2 separate regions of the Homo sapiens genome follow, and region 1 is linked to region 2. A link is a contact called in ENCODE Hi-C data. All regions are on one chromosome and are shown on one strand. Each heading gives the region's core, a stretch centred on a gene start or an enhancer-like site at or near the end of the contact. The rest is flanking DNA. Distances are from core to core; before and after follow the strand shown.

Evidence for each region. A loop is a pair of places that touch in the nucleus more often than their neighbours do. Pooled maps may share reads with other maps.
Region 1: a map of B cell shows a loop between it and region 2 (4-fold over the local background). The contact joins the promoter of PYM1 here to the enhancer-like site in region 2. A Hi-C loop is called at or near these places in 1 of 168 maps with a recorded cell type or tissue (B cell), 9 of 37 single-sample maps with no recorded cell type and 10 of 50 pooled maps.

Annotation. Positions count from the first base shown.
Region 1 is chr12:55,925,783-55,933,405 of GRCh38, forward strand. It overlaps PYM1 (PYM1 exon junction complex associated factor), which reads right to left and starts at 2,112. Exons shown (of 3, transcript NM_032345.3): 1 at 1,943-2,112. The coding sequence starts at 1,979. DGKA (diacylglycerol kinase alpha) reads left to right here and starts at 5,380. Exons shown (of 24, transcript NM_001345.5): 1 at 5,380-5,562. RefSeq lists a silencer at 1,054-1,203 and enhancers at 1,222-1,802, 1,294-1,513, 1,554-1,723, 1,803-2,383.
Region 2 is chr12:55,642,970-55,650,373 of GRCh38, forward strand. It overlaps the pseudogene OR10AE3P. Among named protein-coding and RNA genes, the nearest start is that of OR10P1, 9.8 kb to the left of the region's middle. RefSeq lists an enhancer at 3,208-3,667. Within about 2 kb of position 3,367, at least 19 of the 41 ENCODE cell types and tissues checked have a DNase peak (open chromatin) inside an H3K27ac peak, as active enhancers do.

The DNA.
Region 1 (7,623 bases), core at 862-3,361, 280 kb after region 2:
TGTGATACCTGGATTTTCACGGAGTCAGGGTAAAGAAAATGATTAAGAGTAAAGAGAAGTATACTGGATAAGTAGTATTTTCAAAACACACATTAAAAGTTGGTAATTCATGAAGGAGCTACTGGGTAGAGAACAGAAGGAAAGAGGTAGTACCACTTTAAATTGTGAGGTTGGGGAGAAGTAGCAGCAACCTGGGTTGTCATCAGATACCATAAAATAGGTGGGCTGAGGTGTAAGGAACATGGAAAGCAGCAGAGCAAGAAGCAAAATGGCACATTTTAAAACACCGTGTGTACCAAGGCACAGGCACACTGTTGCTTCTACAGACTACAGACTACACATATGAGGGCTACAAAAACAGAAACACTTTGCACTTGCACAGTATTTTATAAATTGCTTTTACATATATTATTTGATCATCATTGAGTAGCTATTACTACTATGCATATTTTCCTAAAGATGAGGCCATTAGGAAGGGACAAAACCATGATAAAAGCTGTGATTCTCCGTTTCCAACACATACACCTTACATACACAGCAGACACTTCAGCATCTCGGCCAGCCAGGCTGCAAATTCTTCTCTAGCCAGAAGGAATAGTGGGTTTTATTCACTTGTCAAAGGGCTTCGGAGAAAAGCCACTAGATACTTTCCTGTTTGCCTTTTCCCACCTTAGACCCCTCAATTTCTATCACCATCACGGGAGAAGGTAGCGAAGGGTGGCTCCATCAGGGAGAAAACTCAAGCTGAAAGTTGTATTAGGGTCCTCTTCCCTTCACACCTCTAAACCTCAGTGACCCAACAAATGAAGATACGGGAGAGGAAAAGGTACTATGTAGAAACGAGGAGGTCTTCAGCAAATAAAGCTTCGAGAAAAATAATGAAAACGGGACTGGGGTAGGGCAGAAACCAAGTATAGCTGAGATGGGGGAGGGGAAAAGAAGGAGGGCAGGAACTGGAGGGAAATGAGAGTGTAGAAGCCCCCAAGCCTGAAGAACCTAAAAGAGATATGAGTGGTCCAACTGCTGGAGAAAAGCTAAGGGCCCGTGAGGGTCCTGAAGCAGGGACCAGCACTGAAGGACCCCAGGGTTTGGGTGACCGGAAGCAGAGACCCCAAACACGAGACCAGAAGGGGGCGCAGGAGACACCCCGTAGGAGAGAATGAATGGGGAAGGCGGTCCGGGGGGCGGGGCAAAGGAGGGGCCCCGGGATGGGCGGGGCACAGACCCCTTTCCAAGTCCGAACCCCTGCCCCGAGAGCCCGGAGAGAAGCGGCTCCGCGCCTCCCGCACTCACCGCCGGTCTCGTCAGTAACATAGGGAGTCGCCATCTTGAAAACGCAAACCACTTCCGGCGTGAGCGGGCTGGGGTCCCGCCCCCCTCCCCACCGGAAGTGGAGTCCCGATCGTAGCAAGCCACCATCTTAGTCTTAAAGGGAGAGTGCACCATTTCATGGGCGGAGGTGGAGGAGGAGGAAGAGTGGAGAAGCTGAAATAGTTAATAAAATAAAGCCGTGGGCTTTTTACTGCCACCGATACCATTACTGAGCGCTTGCTGCCTGTAAAACAGTCCTCAGGGAGCCAAGAGAAGTTCCGAGGCACAGTCCCTCTCATCCCCAGGAACTCCTCGTACGTCCAGGACCTGCGAGGGAAAAGGGCGCAAGGCCCACCTGCACCCAAAAAGGGGGCCTTATAAATGAAGAAAGGAAGAATATCCAGGCTCTGGCCTGCACCCAGATCTCAGAGCGGCTTGGTGACGTGGAGCAGACAAACTCCAGGAACGCACTGGGGCGCACAAGTGTTTCTAGGGACGGTTGGAGACCCTATCTAACCCTAAGAAGGTGGGGAGGTCGAATTCGTGTGCCGATTGCTGTCGGCCAACCCACTCAACCACCAGAGACCCGCGGGAGGGGCGTGCAAGGCGGAGGGCGCCGCGGGTCGGTCACCTGTCTCCGTAGCCGCAGGGCTGCCGGCAGCTTCCATGGCCGAAGAGGCAGCGGACCAGGTTGGGCGGGCGGCCCTGGCCTGGCTCTGCCCCGCTGGGCGGCGCCGGGGATTCGGCGGCGAAGTGATGAGGGCCCTAGTTGCTTCTCGCCCAGACCTCCTAACCCTGAGTGCCTCCTCGGGCTGGGCCCTAGGGTCAGAGGGCAGGGTGAAAGCTTCTGGGCGGACCTACTTAGTATTCTAATTAAACTCGTCCAACCGCTGAGGATCTAAAGCGGGGCAACTCGCCAATAATCCGGTCCCGTAGTGTCACTCCATTTGTAGTCCTGCCCTGCGCCGTACCTCCCTATTCTGCAGACGAACCCATATGGTCTCCCTCCGCCGCCCATTTCAGCAACTGTTGTTCCTTCAGGGCTAAGTCCTGTTAAACTTGTTTCCCCTACAGCCTGAGAGGAGCCCGGCTGCAGGTTCCTCTCCTCAGGTGTCAACTCTGCCCTCCTCCACCCTCATATAGCTTTTTCCTTATCAACCCTTTTACCTTCCTGCTTATATCCCCACTTTGGCTTAGTTTAATGTCCAGCAGTACCCCTGGAACCAGGGAGGAGGCAGGAGGTAAGTATTGGTGACTACCTCCAACACTAGGCAGCATGTCCCATTTAAAAAACAAAACAAAACCCAGGCGCGGTTGCTCACGCCTGTAATCCCAGCACTTTGGGAGGCCAAGGCGGGTGGATCACGAGGTCCGGAGTTCAAGACCAACCTGGCCAAGATGGCGAAACCCCGTCTCTACTAAAAATACAAAAAAATTAGCCGGGCGTGGTGGCGGGTGCCTGTAATCTCAGCTACTCGGGAGGCTGAGGCAGAGAATTTCTTGAATCTGGGAGGCGGAGGTTGCAGTGAGCCAAGATCGCTCCACTGCACTCCAGCTTGGACGACAGAGTGGGACCCCGTCTCAAAAAAAAAAAAAAAAAAAAAAAAAAAAAACTAAAAAACTGAGCAATGGCTGACTAGGACCTTTATAAGACAAATTAGGCCTCAGAAGTTTTCTGGGGGCCGCAGCTTGCCTTCCTTCCCATCCTCCATGTCTGTGACTTCCACTAGAGGCCAATTCAGAATGTCTGGGGGTGGGGCTCATTTAAAAAGTATTTCCAGGCCGGGTGCGGTGTCTCATGCCTGTAATCCCAGCACTTTGGGAGGCCCAGGTGGGCAGATCACTTGAGGTCAGGAGTTCGAGACCAGCCATGGCCAACATGGTGAAATCCCATCTCTACTAAAAATACAAAAATTAGCCGGGTGTGGTGGCGAGTGCCTGTAATCCCAGCTACTCGGGAGGCTGAGGAATGAACCTGGGAGGTGGAGGTTGCAGTGAGCCAAGATCGTGCCACTGCACTCCAGCTTGTATTATAGAGCAAGACTCAGTCTCAAAATAAATAAATAAAAAGTATTTGCATACGATACACTGTTATTGCAAGTGTTGTGACACTGTGGTCTTAAACCCTTGCTCTCTTTTCACCGATTGTACTTCAGCCCTGCAGGGTCTAACATCTTGTCCTTAACCTTGTTATGATTAGACGTGAGAGTGTGGGATGAAGCCTCTAAGAACTAATGGGATACGTTGGTCTTGACTGAACTACCTCAGGAGTGGTCTCTGCAGCTTTCAGAGGCTGCTCAATAGACCTTTGTGCAGGAGGGAAACCTAAAGTCGCCCCTGTTCACTACCAACCCTAGGCCCCCTTCCCACCCCCAGACATCCTGCCTCAGCACTAGGGTTGACAGGAAGTGAAACTCAATTGTCTGCTTAGTAGACCTGCCTGGGACCCAACCCGGGGCCCCGGATGTGGCCCCCCACCCTGAGGAGGAACAGGGCAAAAAAGGCCGGGGAGAACAGGCTGTTGTTTTTTCCTTTCCCTTTGTTCATTGCGGTTTCTTTCTTTCTGATTTTTATGATGTGGTTGATTAAAGAAATGAGCACCTGGAACCGTAGGCATTAAACGCCTCCTTCTTAGATGTTTCTTGGCTTTTCTTCCCCCACCCACACCCCCCAGTAACTGACTTGGGGTATGATGGAGCACAGATCCTAAAGAAGACACAAAGAAGTCTAGAGTAAGACTGATTCCACCTTATTCCTTATTCGAGAGATAACATTACACCCCACTTTGAAGTACCAAAAACTATCTTAAAAGGAGTGTCTTCAACTTTATTTAGGGACATATCTAAAGACGATAGAGTGAGAAACACAGGTAATACATAGGGTGGCATTACTTTGAGCATTCTTTGCAAGGAAAGCTGAGTGCCTTAGAGATTAATATCGTTCCAAGATTTCTAAATGAAAGATCCAGGGACAGAAAACTGATAGGCAGAGGTGTTAGGGGACCTATTCTTACATTGTATGTTTGTTTAAAGTAGCTCAGAGCAGAGAGGCTTTACACACATTGCACCACTCATTGATATAGTCCCTAAACTGGACTATGTTTTTGCTTGTATTGCAGAACTAAGTACAGGACTTAGTGTATAAAAGGCCTTCAGAAGAGTTTGTTTACTATGACTAAGGAGGTCATAGAGGAAGGAGAGATGAAGCTTTGCTAACAGTGAAGAAAATACTGTAAAGACAGGATGGGGAGTGTCAAGGGCCTTGTTTTTTTTTTTTTTTTTTTTTTTTTTTAGACAGAGTTTTGCTCGTGTCACCCAGGCTGGAGTGCAGTGGCATGATCTCGGCTCACTGCAACCTCTGCCTCCCAGGTTCAAGCGATTCTCCTGCCTCAGCCTCGCGAGTAACTGGGACTACAGGCATGTGCCACCACGCCCGGCTAATTTTTTGTATTTTTAGTAGAGACAGGTTTTCACCGTGTTAGCCAGGATGGTCTCAATCTCCTGATCTCGTGATCCGCCTGCCTCAGCCTGCCAAAGTGCTGGGATTACAGGTGTGAGCCACCGCGCCCGGCCTTTGGCCCTTGTCTTTTTATGATTGGGGGTGAGAGGGTGAGACTTGGAGGGGCACAGGAGCAGAGAGACAGACCCCTCTTCAACCTATGCCCGAAATCTCCAGTTTGGATACAACAATACTCCCAAACCCTATTACTCAGCAGCTATATTTCTGGCAAATGTGGAGGAGTCTGTTCCAACAAGCCTGTCTTGAAACAATCAAGAACTGCTTAGATATCCCTGTTTCCACTAGAGGGCCTCATGTATTCATTCCCTTTCCAACCCCCACCAAAAGTATGTATATATTATGTGTGTGTATGTATGCATACACAATACCCACACATGCATATACCCTTCTAGTCAGAGGTCTCCCCTCCCCCTTCTTCCCACCCCCAGGTGTAAGAAGGACGATTCCAGGAACCTAAGGCTTTGTTACTCTGCCCCATTTTCAATGAAGGGTAGGAGGGAGTTAGACAGGGGTTGGGGCGGGGCCAGTGAGCAGGATGCCTGGGTCTCCAGTTCCTGCCAGTGAGTCCCTAGGCCTCCATCTCTCTCCCTTGCTGTACCACCTTCACCACCATCCATGCGACCCCAAGAGCCTTAATGACTCTAGAAGAGACTCCAGGCAGGGGAAGCTGAAAGGACCTTTCACTCCCTACTTTTGGCCAGGGCCTTCTGTGCCACCTGCCAAGACCAGCAGGTAAAGTGGGAGGATGAGGGCGTGGAGAAAGGGTGGACATAGACCAAAGTGCAAAACTCCACCCTAGAATTAAGGAGAGAACATGAGTCTTGACAGGAGGTGTCCTTAGACTGGGGAAAATAGGTCTAAAAGGAAAGAGGAACGTGAAGAAGGTGGGGAGATTGTCTCAAGCAGGGTAGAGCCCGGGGCGGGAGGGAGGTGTTTGGTCAGGTTGTGGAGTTTGGGACTCTGGGCTTGCCCCCGTGGGATCTCCTGAGTGTGAAGTCAGTGGTGGATGGAAGGGAGTTGGTTAGGGAAGTTCAGGATGGCAGCAATCAGGAGAGAATGAGACGTTGGTTGGGTGCCCAACTGCCGAGCTGTTCTGTTAGCGGCCCGCCCGGTATCTTGGTCTCCCAGGTTTGGGATGAAGGGAGAGGCTGTGAGTGATTAGAAAGAAGGGAAAATAGAAGCAGAGCTGCCGCCGGCGCGGGAAGAAGATGAGGAGCGCAGCAAATGGAGAAAATGTGTCCAAAGCCCCGGACATATTCGAGGGAGGGTGGAGCAGGTTATGGTGAACTGGAAACCTAGAAACGGGCCTCTCCAACTTCGAAGTTCCCAGAGTCGGGGGCGCCGGGCGCGGGCGCGGCGGGCAGGCTGGGGTGGGGGGCGGGCAGCTATGTCGTCAGGAACGGGGCGGCCCCGCTGCGGCCGCGTCTGCCTGGCCCGTCCCCTCCAGCCCAGCTCGGGCTCCAGCTCCAGCGCCGGCGCTTCAGCTGCGACCGCGAGCCCTCTCAAGCAAGGTAGAGACCCCGCGAGCCCCCCAGCGCCCCACCCTCCCCCATCGGAAAAGGACAGGGGTAGGGAAGCCGAGGACCCACGGGCTGCGTTCGTGCTGCTGGGTCGGGAAGGAGGAAGCGTGACAGCTGGAGCGGGTATCGAGAAGGGTCTGCGCTGGGACGCGGGGGTGCAGCGGGAGGGCTGGGCCCGAACCCGGTGGGTAACGTTTCCCAGACCTTCCCCTCCATCCCTCCCGCTCATTCGGAGGGATGGTGAAGCCCGGTTCCTGGGACCCGACTCGGAGGGAAGTCCTCTTCGGAACCTCCACAGTGCCGCACGGGTGGAGAAGGGTTCTTGTTTGGCCTCCAGGTCCCCAACTTCCCACCCCATCCTCTCCCCACCTGTCACTGGGAAGTTTCTGAAAATACCTGAGTCTGAATCTCACTTTTCACCTTGATAGGAGAAATGAGCCTTCCTGAGGAAGAATGGCAAATATTACTGGGCATCTCTTCAGCCTCAGCACAGACAAGCCCACATCCCCCAACCATGCCAGTATCGTAACTTCCTCCTATACTACGCAATGACACCCTCTACACACACACACACACGCACACACACACACACACACACACACACACACAACCCCCTCAGCCAGGTGTAGCACTGCAGTCTTCAGTGTTTGTGGAGGCTTAATAAGTTTTGAGGCTTCAAGCAAATGATTCCCTCTTGAGGGCTACCTACTAGCAGCAACGGTCAGGGAGAGGAGGAGGATACAGTCTATGATGTGATTAAGGAATTCAGAAGTCCAGGTAATCAGGCCTGGGCCCTCAAATTCGGGGCTCCTGCCCCTCTGGGGCAGCCTCAATATTCTGGAGACATAGCTATTTCCTGAGTAATGGTCGACTTAAAGGACTTGGAATGTGAGCAATGAACGCTTAAGTGAAAAAAGGAAACTTTAAATACTAACACAGGCTTTGGAAACAATATTTATCTCTTGGTTAAAATTTTAGTATTTGATGTTTAAAATTAGATCCAGAGAGCCATGAGCTCTAAGATTTAGTGGAATGTACTAAGGATGGGTGTCTAGAGTCTGACTGTGCCCTTAAGAGAGTAATTCTCTCTCTATGCCTCAATTTCCTCCTCTGTAAAATACGAGGGTTGGTGACTCCCAGCTCTGTGGATGTTCTAAGATTCTCTGCCTCCAAGTCAACTTCTTCCTTTCTCGCCCCAATTGGGTAGGGGCGGGCAGGGAAACCAGAGGAGGGAAGGGAAGGGTGAGTCACAAATAGCTGGCAGGCTGGCAGC
Region 2 (7,404 bases), core at 2,117-4,616:
AGGGCACAAGGTCACCCTTCTTATCCTGCCTCAGGGTTACATCGGCTTTCTCGCTCTGCGCCACCAAATCCACAGGCACCTTCATCAGGTCACCACCCCGTAGAGCACCACACTGGTCCATTCTATTGATGAAACTACACTGACAGCATCTGGAGAGAGGAAAATGGCAGGTACCCTTGATGTACATTTATAACTAGGAGATAAATTTAGGGGCCTGGCCTCTCTGTGAAGGTTTTCTGGGGATATCAGGGTATCTCCTCAAATGTTACGGACAAGTTGCCTCACCTTTTGCTCCCTACAGTAAGAAAAGACCTCTTGTAGTTATCTGGATTTGGGAAGCGACATATAGTCCTTTTGGGTTGGCTGCTTCAACCCACTTATCGGATGTCCTAAAAGCCAGAGGAAGCAAATGCTCTCCCAGTGGCCCACGCTGCAGTTCCGCCACTGGGCCTCCCAACTGCCCAGCAGACTGTAAGAGGCTCAGTGTCAGTGGCACTGGAGCCTGCGGTAAATCCAAGAGGTGAATCACAGATTTGGGAGCCAAACCTTGCCCTTTGGGGCAAACAATCAAGATCCTTTTGTGAAACTGCTCTTGGGCTGCTTGTAGGCAACAGTATACACTGAACAGCTGACCACTGGACACCAGGTGACTATGGAACAGTATTGCACACCATGAATTGGGTGTAATTTGACCCACTCACCCTAAAGTTAAGTATCCCCAATAGCACTTAATAGACAAGTGAAATTGGTAAAATCAGATGGGGCCCAAGCACAGCCTGAAAACAAAAGGAGGTTGCATATACCTCATTCTCCAGCAAATCAATCTTTTTGGGGGGTATGGGGATGTGGGAGCAGGAGCTTGCTCTGTCGCCCAGGCTGGAGTGCAGTGGTAAAATCAAGGCTCATTGCAGCTTCGAACTCCTAGGCTCAAGTGATCCTCCCGCCTCAGCCACCCAAATAGCTAGGACCACAGGCACATGCCATGACCTCCAACTAATTTTTTATTTTTACTTTTGTAAAGATGAGGGCTCGCTATGTTACTCAGGCTGGTCTTGCACTCCTAGCCTCAAGTGATCCTCCCACCTTGGCCTTCCAAAATTGCTAGGATTACAGGTGTGGACCACTGAGCTTGGCCCCAGTTCATTCTTAATAGGCCTACAAATAGAAGGGTCATAATGGCAGGAAAGGAGGCCATCCATGAACTTAACAGGGTCTTCCCCCCAAGCTCTAAGTGGATAGAGCTTGTGGGGGACAAAGCTCTATCCACTTCTACAGAAGCCATTAGGCCCAAATTTGTGGATTCTCTAAACTCTGACAGCCGAGACACAGCCCTGTGATCTTAGCTAGTCCTAGCAGATGCAACTGCCTAAGACTTTGAATCAGGTGCAAGTGATTCAAAGAAGTAAAGTTTACAATTCATTTTGGTGATGACCACAGTGGCATCCAGGCCCACCAGCAGCAGCCTCAGCACCTGCACGGTGCCAGAGGAGTCACGGGCAACAGTGCCAGCAGTGCCTGCAGCATCCTAGCCAACCACCCCTGTGCTATGACCTGGCCTGTGGTTCTGGCCTCTCAGCTTCTTTTGGTACCTGATCATTGCCTAAGCCTGGTTTTCCAAGATTCCTCTCAACTCCTTGAGCTACCAGAGTCAGGTTTTCTCTAACCCAGAATTGTTCACCTGCTTCTTTCCTCCTCTTTCATGGCCCCTATGGCCCATCTGATCCTTTCTGAGTTATCCCCCTCATAGCTCACACCAGGATTTCCTCTTTTCCAAAAACTCTCTTCCCCAAATCCCACACACACTTCTCCCCTTCCTCTCTTCAGCATTAACACATTTTAAACTTTCCAGCAACTTTAGGGGGATTTTTTTAACAAAGTCTCAAACTTTTAAGACATCTAAAAACTGCTCTGAAAGTCATCATCAAAGTTCATAAGAAGGCAAATGATAGTAGTAGCAATTATAGTATAATCGAAATAGATTAGTGAACACTATTACCTACATGCACTGTGCTAAGCAGCTTTCATATATTCATTTACTTATCGATTCAGCAAATATTTCCTGAATACCTACTATGTGCCAGGCACTAGGGATACACTGGTAAACAAGACAGGCAGTTTCTTCCCTTCCCCCTTTATGGTACATCTCATTTTAATGAAAGGAGAGAAGCCACAAACAAACAAGTTAATTTATATGTCAAGTGATGATGTGGTATAGAATGGCTGAGGAAGGCTGTGTTTAATCCTCACAGCAACCCTGTGATACATAGAAACGATTATTGTCATGACTTTACAGATGCAGAATTTAAGGCACAAAGATGTAAAGAAAACTCCCACTATTTCAGATGGTAAGTGATGATCAGGATTTGATCTTGGACTTGCCAACCACCAGAGGCAAGCTCCAAACCACCCTGTCATAGTGCTATCTACAACCCAGCCTTCTGGTCAGCCTTCCTTAGCCAGCTCCTTATCCTCTACTCCTAGACTTTCCACTAAAAGAAAGAAATCTATTCTCTTCTTTGATGTCCCCTACTCCCAAGGACAGACATGGGCTTTTTGCTCCCTGGTATTCATAGTGTACTTCCAGTCCAAATATGTCCCACCCAGTCCTTGGTAAACTGAGGAAAAGTGAGTTTGTGTCTTCATTGGATCCTTTCTGCATCATAAGAATATTAAGTATCTATACCTTCCCCATTCTTCTCTTCCTTGCCACACTGTCTTCCACAATGGTTGAACTAATTTACACTCCCATCAGCAGTATACAAGTGTTCCTTTTTCTCCACAACCTCATTAGCATCTGTTTTGTTTTTGTTTTTTGCTTTTTAGTAATAGCCATTCTGACTGGTGTGAGGTGGTATCTCATTATGGTTTTGATTTGCGTTTCCCTAATGATCAGCGATGTTGAGCTTTTTTTCATAAGCTTGTTGACTGCATGTATGTCTTCTTTTGAAAAGTGTCTATTCATGTCTTTTGCCCACTTTTTAGTAGGATTGTTTGGTTTTTTTTCTTATAAATTTAAGTTCTTTTTTTTTTTGAGATGGAGTCTCACTCTGTTGCCCAGGCTGGAGTGCAGTGGTGCAATCTCGGCTCACTGCAAGCTCCGCCTCCCGGGTTCTCACCATTCTCCTGCCTCAGCCTCCCGAAGTTCTTTATATATGTTGGATATTAGACCTTTGTCAGATGCATAGTTTGCAAAAGTTAAGAAAATCAGTGTTATTTTAAAGGTCTCAGCACAGGCCGAGAATCCAGCCGGAAGTAGCGGGTGGTGCTGCGCCGCAGAAGGGCAAGGTGAAGGCGAAGCGGGCTCGGAAGACTAGGGCTCCTCAGGTAGTAGAATGCAGCGGCCGGCAGATGGCGTCACAGCGGCGGAGGCCATGGCCCTGCGCAAGCGCATTCGGCGATGCCAGGGAGGGCGAAGAAACCCAGCAGCGGGAAGCCGCCTACCGGTGGGCTAGTGCGGCGGGGGAAGGGAATCGGCCTGCATCCGAGACTCCGCCGCTGTGGCGTGGGACCTCCCCTAAGGAGAAGTGGTGCAGGAGGAAGTGCGTGGGCCAGCGCAGGCAGAGGCTGCCAGGGCGAGGACGACGATCAGGGAGTTGTCCAGCAGGGTCACCAGATGTTTGCAGAGCACTGCCCAAAACAGAAGGCCCCGGACGGAACCAAAACCTGAGAGCACCAACAAAACAAGCTCAGTCATGCTGTGCCATTGCCACCGCCATGTCCCCAAGGCCAGACTGGAGGACGGGGCCAGAGGAGGGCTCGTGCTGCCCCAGGAAGCATCCAGGCAAAGACAAAGGCCGCAGCAGGAAAGCTGTGGGAGAGGCCACAGGAACAGCCCAGCTCTCCTTCCCGCCCAGAAAACTCCTCTGAACAGGAAGATTAGCCAGGGGAGTTGAGGGAAAATGGCAGGACCTTCCTCAAGGCTGGGGACTTAACGGACACCAGGGTGGTTCCACTCACCCGAGTTCTGGGCTCTAGGAGCAAAGAGCTGGGACCAGCGGGACAGCTGCCTTTGAGAAAGTGGTTGAGAATATGGGCAGAAAAGTGGGTGAGCAGACAGAATAAAGCTGACAGGAGATCAGAAGAAAAATGGATCCACCATGAGGTGCAGAGTGAGTGGGAGTGAGAGCAAGAGTGAGAGAGAAGACAGGATCAAAGACCACGGATAAAGGCCTGGTGGGGCTTTACCTTCAGATGGGGCCCCTCCTGGGCAGCCCTCGCAGCACCTCAATCTCCCCAAGAGCCTAGTTCGCAGAGCAGAGAGTGGGGAGGGAAAGTAGGCAAGGCAAGATGAAGAAGGGGGAATAAAGTTTTGCCCAGGGACCAGGGAAAAGGAAGTGACTTTCTCCTGCCTCATCACTGTGCCTAAGCTCCTAGGTCTAGAGTCTCCATCCCAAACAGTGGAGAGACTACATGAGGAGGGGGCTGGGATTTATTTGCGGTCCGTCAGCAAGGCCTGAATGAAGCTGGGCTCAGAAACCAAGTGTTTCAATGCCTTGGCCGATTTCTATCTGCTAAACTGCCCAGTCCATTGCCCAAAGGGCTGCCTTCTGCCTTTGTGGCCCATGCGTAGAATTATTCCCTAGCTTAGCTGCCTTCTTCTTTTATATATATATAATTTTTTTTATGAGACTCTCTGACACCCAGGTTGGAGTGCAGTAACACAAACACAGCTCACTGCAACCTGAAACTCCTGGGCTTAAGCGATCCTCCCACTTCAGCCTCCCAAGTAGCTGACACTACAGCACACACAACCACATCTGGCTAATTCTGGAAAGCACTTTTTTTTTTAATTTTTTTAGTATTTATTGATCATTCTTGGGTGTTTCTCGGAGAGGGGGATTTGGCAGGGTCATAGGACAATAGTGGAGGGAAGGTCAGCAGATAAACATGTGAATAAACGTCTCTGGTTTTCCTAGGCAGAGGGCCCTGCGGCCTTCTGCAGTGCTTGTATCCCTGGGTACTTGAGATTAGGGAGTGGTGATGACTCTTAAGGAGCATGCTGCCTTCAAGCATCTGTTTAGCAAAGCACATCTTGCACCGCCCTTAATCCATTTAACCCTTAGTGGACACAGCACATGTTTCAGAGAGCACGGGGTTGGGGGTAAGGTTATAGATTAACAGCATCCCAAGGCAGAAGAATTTTTCTTAGTACAGAACAAAATGGAGTCTCCTATGTCTACTTCTTTCTACACAGACACAGTAACAATCTGATCTCTCTTTCTTTTCCCCACATTTCCCCCTTTTCTATTCGACAAAACCGCCATCGTCATCATGGCCCATTCTCAATGAGCTGTTGGGTACACCTCCCAGACGGGGTGGCGGCAGGGCAGAGGCACACCCCACCTCCCAGACGGGGCGGCGGCTGGGCGGGGGCTGCCCCCCACCTCCCCGACGGGGCGGCTGCCGGGCGGAGACGCTCCTCACTTCCCAGACTGGGCGGCTGCCGGGCGGAGGGGCTCCTCACTTCTCAGAGGGGGTGGCCGGTCAGAGACGCTCCTCACCTCCCAGACGGGGTGGCGGTGGGGCAGAGACACTCCTCAGTTCCCAGACGGGGTCGAGGCCTGGCAGAGGTGCTCTTCACATCTCAGATGGGGCGGCGGGGCAGAGGCGCTGCCCACATCCCAGACAATGGGCGGCCGGGCAGAGACGCTCCTCACTTCCTAGACGGGATGACGGCCGGGAAGAGGCGCTCCTCACTTCCCAGACTGGGTGGCCCGGCAGAGGGGCTCCTCACATCCCAGACGATGGGCGGCCAGGCAGAGACGCTCCTCACTTCCTAGATGGGGTGGCGGCCGGGCAGAGGCTGCAATCTCGGCACTTTGGGAGGCCAAGGCAGGCAGCTGGGAGGTGGAGGTTGTAGCGAGCCGAGATCACGCCACTGCACTCCAGCCTGGGCAACGTTGAGCACTGAGTGAGCGAGACTCTGTCTGCAATCCCGGCTCCTCGGGAGGCCGAGGCTGGCAGATCATTCGTGGTCAGGAGCTGGAGACCAGCCCGGCCAACACGGTGAAATCCCGTCTCCACCAAAAAATACGAAAACCAGTCAGGCGTGGCGGCGCGCGCCTGCAATCCCAGGCACTCAGCAGGCTGAGGCAGGAGAATCAGGCAGGGAGGTTGCAGTGAGTCGAGATGGCGGCAGTACAGTCCAGCCTCGGCTCGGCATCAGAGAGAGACCGTGCAGAGAGGGAGAGGGGTGAGGGGACAGGGGAGAGGGGAGAGGACTTTTTAAAAATCCTTTTGTAAAACAGTGCTAATCTTCAAAGAAAACCACTGAATGAGAAACAGGCCTGACTTGTGGGAGAACTTCGCAACCCAGCTGAGGGGTTCAGCCCACTCCCTAGCTGCTGCAAAAGATTTCAATATTGTCTGTCCTTTAGAAATAGGAAACATTTTCTTAGATCTGAGTTGGGGCAAATGACATCTACTGCAGCAGGGGATGACAGAGGTGACACAAAAGAAAGTATTTCTCAAGCACTAATGGCTCAATGAATAAAAAATTGTAGGTCCTTAATATGTGATATGGTTTGGCTGTGTCCCCACCCAAATCTCATCTTGAATTGTGGTTCCCATAATCTCCACGTGTGGTGGGAGGGACCCAATGGGAAGTAATTGAATCATGGAGGTGGTTTCCCTCATGCTGTTCTCATGATAGTAAGTTCTCACAAGATCTGATGGTTTTATAAGGGGCTTCCCAATTCACTCGGTTCTCATTCTCTCTCCTGCCACCATGTGAAGAAGGATGTGTTTGTTTCCCCTTCTGCCATGATTGTAAGTTTCCTGAGGCCTCCCCAGTCATGCCGAACTGTGAGTCAAACCTCTTTCCTTTATAAATTACCCAGTCTTGGATATGTCTTTATTAGCAGTGTGAGAACAGACTAATACAGTAAATTGGTACCACACAGAGTGGAGCACTGCTGTAAAGATACCCAAAAATGTGGAAGCAATTTTGGAACTGGGTAACAGGCAGAGGTTGGAGCAGTTTGGAGGGCTCAGAAGAAAAATGGAAAATGTGGGAAAGTCTGGAACTTCCTAGAGACTTGCAGAATGGCTTTGACCAAAATGCTGATAGTGATATGAACAATTAAGTCCAGGCTGAGGTGGTCTCAGATGGTGATATGGTTTTGTTCCTGGACCAAACTGAGGGTCGAGCTGCTATTTCTCGTGGCCCAATAATGAGATGCAGAGGAACTGGGGAGCAAGAGAGTTTTTATTTCTGTAGCCAGCTACTGGGAGAAGGCCTGGAAATTATCACCAGACCAACTCAAAATTACAAAGTTTTCCAGAGCTTACATGCCTTCTAAGCTGTATGTCTACATGTAAGTGTATATTTATCTAAACACATAAGTGATTAACTTCTTTTAATCTATAACTAAGATCTGAGTCCTGAAGACCTTTCTCTGGAGC